Regions from separate parts of the Homo sapiens genome. Here region 1 is linked to region 2. The links are chromatin contacts, found by Hi-C or POLR2A ChIA-PET in ENCODE. All regions are on one chromosome and are shown on one strand. The core of a region is the stretch at or near the end of the contact, and the rest is flanking DNA. Distances in the headings are between cores, read along the strand shown. Region 1 has its middle 52 kb from the start of LINC02698. Region 2 holds the start of LINC00900 (long intergenic non-protein coding RNA 900).

Region 1 (3,517 bases), core at 372-2,871, 150 kb after region 2:
TCCCCACTCACACCTTCTGGCCCCCCTAATGGGTCAATGAAGACAAACAAAAACAAATGACTCAGAAGAGGCACTGCACTCCTCTGAAGATGCTCTGTGTATCTGGGGTAGTATTAATTCAGGTTTTGATTATTGTCAGTTCTATCACTGAGTCCTGGAGGGAAGGGATGATCTGAAATAGCCCCATCCACGTGTGCCCAAAAGTGACCCTCTAACCCCTTGCCCACCTTTTGCCAGCCCACCCGAGACACATACCCCAGCAGCTGACCCCCATTCTGGATTCACCCTGGATTTAAGGCCACCAGGGAAGTAATTAAAGATAATTGAGGCTGCAACTTCTAAATGAAGAAATACTGCCACCCAGGCAGTAATTAATCACCTCCTCCACCCTCCCCCACCCACCATCCAAACCCCCCTTTGGTTCAAACCAAACTGGGTCTTTATATCCACATGTTCAGGCAGACTTCCAATTCTCCCAAAACCCTTGTCATGATTGGCAGTCTTTCATTACCAACATAGCTCAACCACAATGCTTAACATTCCATTTTGCTCCCTACTTAACATTTTTTGATGTGCACTGAAAGCAACAGAAGTCCCCACCCAGGGCTTCTGACCGTCTCACTTCCCTAAGTCTACTATGGAACACTCCAAAAAAGATAAAGAGTGACGCTCCCCAGTTGGTAAATGTCAACCATCTAGGTTTTCTGCACAAGCGCAGGGTTTTACGTGCCCCACACTATTCTAAGCTGATCACATAGATAACCCATCTGGTCATGGCCTGCTTTCCCTCCCAGGGTGGGCAAAGGATTATAGCTGTTTTAACGCTGGGAGACTCAGAGCTTGTAAAGAGCCTGTGCTCTGAACAGGGGGACAGTTACATAAGTCCACGGAGCTCTGGCACTGCAGGACAGCGGGCTCCACGTGGCTTCTAATTACAGGGAGGCTGATGGCCACGGTTGAAGATACTGTCACAGGACCCGGGTCTCAGCCCGCTGATGTCCCGCCAGCCATTGCACTAAGACGGAAATTAAGCACAGTGTCATGGCCATTTAGGACATTAGGAACGGAAGGCACCCAAGAGCTGCTTCCTGGCCCTTTGCCCACCTTATTAACAAGGTGCAAACGAGGACCTCGGCTGGGAGAGGGAAACAGCTGGAGAAAAGAGACCTTCTCTGCAGGTAGAGATATAAGGAGAGGAAGGGGATGCAGGGAGGCTGTGTCCCAAATCACCTTGGCTGAGAAGAAAATTGGCTTGATAAATGAGAAAAAAAATAATCAACTTCTGATGAAACTGTTTAAGGAATATTTTCTAGGTTGCAAAGTTTCTCGAGTTCCTGAATTTGCACTCTGCCCTCTGAACACACACACACACACACACACACACACACACACACACACACAAAATTGGGGGATGGTCATGAGGGGGTCTGGGGAAAGAAATAGGACCAAGCAACATCCGCGTTCTTTGACTCCCACCTCTCATCATTTGTAATTTGTTTGAAACCTTCAGGCTAGTGGCTCTCTGCAAGGCTTCACCAGCCTGCCAAGTTCTCTAGCTCAGAATCTGGGGAAATCCTGGCCTTGGCTGGAATCCAACCCTGGATACCAGGGCTATCTGCTAAATAAAGACCACAAGCCCCAGTGCTGGGGGATGGACGGGAGCTGCTGTGAGCTCGCCCCCACTCCACTTCCACACTCCCCTACACACTCCCTATTTCCTCTCTCCTCAGTGAGCCCGACCTTTATTTCTGGCAATTGTCCTGGCTAAATGACTGATGAGGTTTCTCTTAGAAAATGTAAAAAGTCACACAGATTTGGGTAACTTGGCAAAGAGAATAAATGCCATGGTTGCCCTCTGCCTCTTCTTCACCTCCTTCTCATGGACACACACTCCAAGGTGCTTTCTTCACTTCTGGCCCAAGGCAGGTCAGAGTCAGGAGGACCCTGGGAGCCGCCACGCAGCCGGCCCGAACCTTCTGCGCAGGGCCAGGCTTTCTCACTTCTTTGCCAACAGCTGCAGCAGAGGTGAACTGGGACATGGGAAACACCAGCTCCCTTTGGAGAGAGGAAAAAAATTAAAAAGCCCGTTTTTCTGTCCTGTCAGGTCTATTTAAGTATTTAATGAGGTGAGATAGTACCAATAAATTTAACATGGCACAATAACTCTGATGATGTGGGCCACAGACTAATAAGCTTCCATCCCGGGGACAGAAGATTGATCTTGCCTTCGCTAGATCTTATCGGGTTTGATTGCTTTGTTCAGATATTAAAAAGGTTGAGCAAGGACTTTCAGGCACTGCCACAAATCTGTGCGTATCCTCCCAGCCAAGATAGATTGAAGCCAGGCCGTGGAATACAAGGCTGTTTATTTTAATTGACAATCGAGAGGAGTGGAATAAGTGGAAGGTGGAGGGTGGAGGGTGGGTGAGGAGCCACAGGGGTCCCTGTGATTGGGTGGTTTGCGTGTGTTTTCCCCCTCTCTTCGGACTCTATGGCAGACCTTCAAATCCCAGGCGCTATCCAATTGAGTGTCTGCTCCTGAGGCTTCAAAGAGTCTCTTCCTTGTGTGTCTTGAGTCAGGAGACAGGCCATTGACCCATGTGTCACCTGTAATTTTCATCCTCGCCTCCCGGGGAATGAGACCTGCTGCGGACGTTTCCCAGCCACTTGTGTCCAGCCCCGAGGCTCGTCCCATTTTTGCAGTCTGTCCTCTCCTTCTGCAGATTGATGGGATGCGTGCTGGAGTCCTTTGAGGTCAGGGACCACATGACTCACTTCTAATTCCCCCACAGCACCAAACACAGATCAGAACTTCTAAAGTGTGATATATATATATTAGAGGGTAAGTGAAATAATTGTACATGGTATATGTGTGAACATTTTAAAGTTAACGTTTAGCTATATTAATGTGTATTGTATTATATAAATATAACTAATATAAGACACTTAATTTCACAGATATTATTACTCAGGATAAGGCTAAGGTAGAACATAAGTTTAAAGATGAGTCACGTGGCTGGGCACAGTGGCTCACACCTCTAATCCCAGCACTTTGGGAGGTCAGGAGATCGACACCAGCCTGACCAACATGGTGAAACATTATCTCTACTAAAAATACAAAAATTAGCCAGGCGTGATGGCACATGCCTGTAATCCCAGCTACTTTGGAGGCTGAGGCAGGAGAATTGCTTGAACCTAGGAGGCATAGGTTGCAGTGAGCTGAGATCACACCATTGTACTCCAGCCTGAGCGACAAAAGCAAAATTCTGTCTCAAAAAAATAAAATAAAATAAAACTGAGTCACGTTCAGATACACTATTAAATAAATAACGGTATGGGGAGTATCCAAATGAGTGAAGTTTGGGGAACACTGTCTTAGCTGACTTACTAATTGATTGGTTAGCTGTTCGGTCATTTGGTTGGTCAGTTATTGGTTTCAGATCGACAGATATTTTTCCCAACATTTTATTATGAAAGTTTTAAAGCATAGCAAAAAAGTTGAAAGAACTGTATAGTG
Region 2 (3,181 bases), core at 230-2,729:
GGTGATCAAGGGAAGGGTGTTTGCCACAAACATACTGGATCCTGAATCTGTGGGCAGACATCTGAGTACAGCACTTCCCCTACCAGTAAAAGGGAGGTGCTAGTGCCCTCCTAGCCCAATTAGGGCAGGCTCCGTAGCTGGGTGGGGCTGAGCTTGTAGGAAAAGGCCTACTAGGCAGTGCCCTGCAGGGCTGGGCAAGCCAGGACTGATGGCTGGGCCAGGTGAGAAAGATTTCCTGCTGTATTTGCAGACTGAATATGTGTCTGGGGCTAGGGGCTGAGCTGCTGCCAGCACCATCTGACCTCAAGGATCCCCCTAGTCAACAAGCAGCAAGAACAGGAGACTCCAGAGGCTCCCTCAGCTTTGGAGATAGCTCTGCAAACAAAACTCAGTTTTTAGGGGTTAATCCTCAGCCCCAGGAGGAGGCAGTGGGCCTCCTCTGAAGGGCAGAGTCAGCAAGTGGGCTGAGACTAAAGGAAAGGCCCAAGACTGCAGGCCTGAGATTAGTTTGGCAGCAGCTCCAAAGAGCAGCCCTTGAATCGCAGGGATTGTCTGAGCCCTCAAAAGCACTGGCTGCCTCCCACCAGCCTAGCTAATGGGGCTGAGCTGCTGGGGCCATGACCTCTGTCTACCCGGCTGATGGTCTGCTGCTCTGAATCTCACTCCCCCAGCACCCAGCAGGACCAAGGGCTCTGTCTAGCTTATGTGCATCGTGCCCTTGCATGTTTTCAGCACCTACTATGCGCGCAGCATCACACCTCCCCATCCACCTGCCTCCTGTTACTCTCACCAGCACGCTCAGTCAACCCTTGGGCTAATTAGTGATTAGGTCTACAGTAAGCATGCATGGTGGGGTGCAGAGAGTGGGGTGGCCAGCGGGTGATGAGTGAGGGGAGAAGAGAACAGGAGATAGGAGGTCATGGTCTGACCTTCTTCCAAAGCCCGGAATCCCTGAGTCTGTCTCTGGCAGCTGTGAAACAGAGGGAGCATGGGATCTGAACCGTGCCGCCATCTGGGAGGTCACACACACTCACAGCCAAACCCCCGGAAGGAAACTCGGGCTGAAATACACCGTTTGCTGAAGAGCAGGGCTGGGCACTGGTTTCTCTGCGTTCTGAATTTCTAGAAAGGGTAGGGTCTCCGTTGCCAGGCGGCGTCTGCCACCTCTTCCCACCGCGGCCCCTCCAGCCCTCCACCCCTTCCCCTGGGAGACCCCCTGTGAGGACCCTCAGCAAACTTCTGCAAAACCTGACGGGCCCTGGGTGCAGGGTGGTGTGGACGCAGATCTTTCAGGCCGAGGGGGGGGCGGCGGGAGGGTGGGCGTGGAGGTGCGAGAGGCGCGCAGCCTCCGCCTGCCCAGCTGTCTCTGCGGACCCCGCCGAGGGAGGGAGAGAAGCGCTAGGAAAAGGAAGAGGAGAAGGAGCTCGAGCGGGAGGCAAGCGAGAGGCTCTTTTGCTCCTCCCAAAGCAGGGGGCGGCTCCACTGTGCTTCTGATGACCCGGCCGCCGCCGCCGCCCTGCAACCGCTCCCCGGGACCCCTCAACGCTGACACTGATGACCCGCGGCGGGGGCGCTGGGCGCGGGGTGCGCAGGCCACTGGCCGCGGGCTCTCGGGCCCGCTCCTGCCGCCGGCTTCTGCTGCTTCCGCGGTAATGACACTCGGCGGAGCGGCCGCCATCTCTTCTGGTACTTTCACTGGAGGAGGGAAGGGTGGGGAGAGCCCTCTGTCCACCCCTGCCCTGCCCTGGCGCTGGTCCGCCACTGCCCGCTGCTCTCGCGCTGGTCCGCAGCTCAGCCGAGCAGCTCCCTTCATCTGGCCTCCCAGACCCTCACTCAGCCGCGAGAGGAGGAGCTCCGGCGACCTCGGGCCTTCCCTTAGGGTCTGCGCGGCCCTTACCCCAAACCCGCCCAAGGTAGAGGCGTGAAGGGGCCGGCGGCGATGCAGAGGCGGGAAGCGCATTGGGGAGGCGAGGCTGGAGAAGGGGACGCAGGGAGGCGGGGGGTGGACCCCCAGCATACTCCAGGAGCCGGCAGGAGCCAAACCCCAGCCCTCCACACAGGTATTCCTGCGGACCACGAGGTGCCACCCGTCCCTGGTCGCAGAAAAGACGAAGGGAAGGCCCAGCTTCCCTACCTCTACCTCCCATGCCGGGCGCCCAGCCTGCTCAACTGAACCCCAAGCCGCAGGTTAACCCTGCTCCAGCTTCTCCCCTTGGCTATGGGCAAACTCCTTTTCTCTTTCCCATTGAGAACCACCGCTCAAATTCGGAGGGCTTTCCTCCTTGGTGCTCAGAGCTCCCAAGATGGGTGATTCTCTGCCAGGGGTCCTTAGCTACCCACTTTGGACAAGGATGGACAGATGTTTTCTCAAGCTTGCCTAAAGCACAGCTTCTAAACAGATGAGCCCTCCCCACGTTCCCCGCAGATTGTCTGGCCTTCGAGGAAATAAAGATGACCGTAGCCAAGCTGCCCTGCTCCGCACAAAGGACCCTGGGCGCCCCATCCTTAACTCCCCTGCCTTATGCTTGAGATTAGCATATCCACCCAGCAACTCCTCTGCTCCAGACTTAACTTGACCACTGCAGTCCACACCGACTCTCCTATCCACCAGAACTGTGCACTTAAAATCTGCTGCACACAATCCCATACTTGCTTGAGTCTGGCTTTGTTCTCCAATAGTTTCAAATGCCTGTTTGACTCCCCCCGCCACCCCCACAGAGATAAGGTCATCACAAGCAGTAACTACTGCTTTGCTTGTTTTGATTCCCACAGAGCCGAGCATAGATTGATGTGGCATAAGTGCTCAATAAATGCCCATGGACTTGGCTAATGGATGGACTTGCAGGGGACACTGCCCCATCAGGAGAGAAAGGTAGCCTTACTCTCATCTGCCCCACCAAGAGGAACCTAAGGTCCTATTTCCTGGGGGTGTCTCAAAAATCGGCAGAGTCGTTCTCCCCCCACCATCCCTCCTTGCCTCCACTCCCCTCGGCCTTCTGGATCCCCGTGGGTTTGGAGAGGCCGATGCTTGTGGCTCTTACCAACATCAATTTGCAGTCTCCAGGATGCAACTTCACCCTATGCTGCGTTCATAAATTAATCTCCTGGGATTAGATTCTGTGTTTTAGTAACACTCCTGAGGCATTGTATTTACACATTAATAATAAAAGAAAAAAAGTGA

What was found. Hi-C counts contacts between places; a loop is a spot of excess contacts on that map. ChIA-PET counts read pairs that join two places held with the same protein, here RNA polymerase II (POLR2A). Pooled maps may share reads with other maps.
Region 1: a loop to region 2 is called in a map of gastrocnemius medialis, with 4 times the contacts of the local background. The contact joins the enhancer-like site here to the promoter of LINC00900 in region 2. A Hi-C loop is called at or near these places in 1 of 168 maps with a recorded cell type or tissue (gastrocnemius medialis) and 1 of 50 pooled maps. POLR2A ChIA-PET finds 5 or more read pairs at or near these places in 2 of 52 experiments (AG04449 and H1).

Annotation. Positions count from the first base shown.
Region 1 is chr11:115,605,140-115,608,656 of GRCh38, reverse strand. No RefSeq gene overlaps it. Among named protein-coding and RNA genes, the nearest start is that of LINC02698, 52 kb to the left of the region's middle. Within about 2 kb of position 1,621, at least 2 of the 41 ENCODE cell types and tissues checked have a DNase peak (open chromatin) inside an H3K27ac peak, as active enhancers do.
Region 2 is chr11:115,758,498-115,761,678 of GRCh38, reverse strand. LINC00900 (long intergenic non-protein coding RNA 900) reads left to right here and starts at 1,479. Exons shown (of 3, transcript NR_034148.1): 1 at 1,479-1,649. All of the region lies in intron 2 of LINC02698 (long intergenic non-protein coding RNA 2698), which reads right to left. RefSeq lists an enhancer at 1,885-2,419.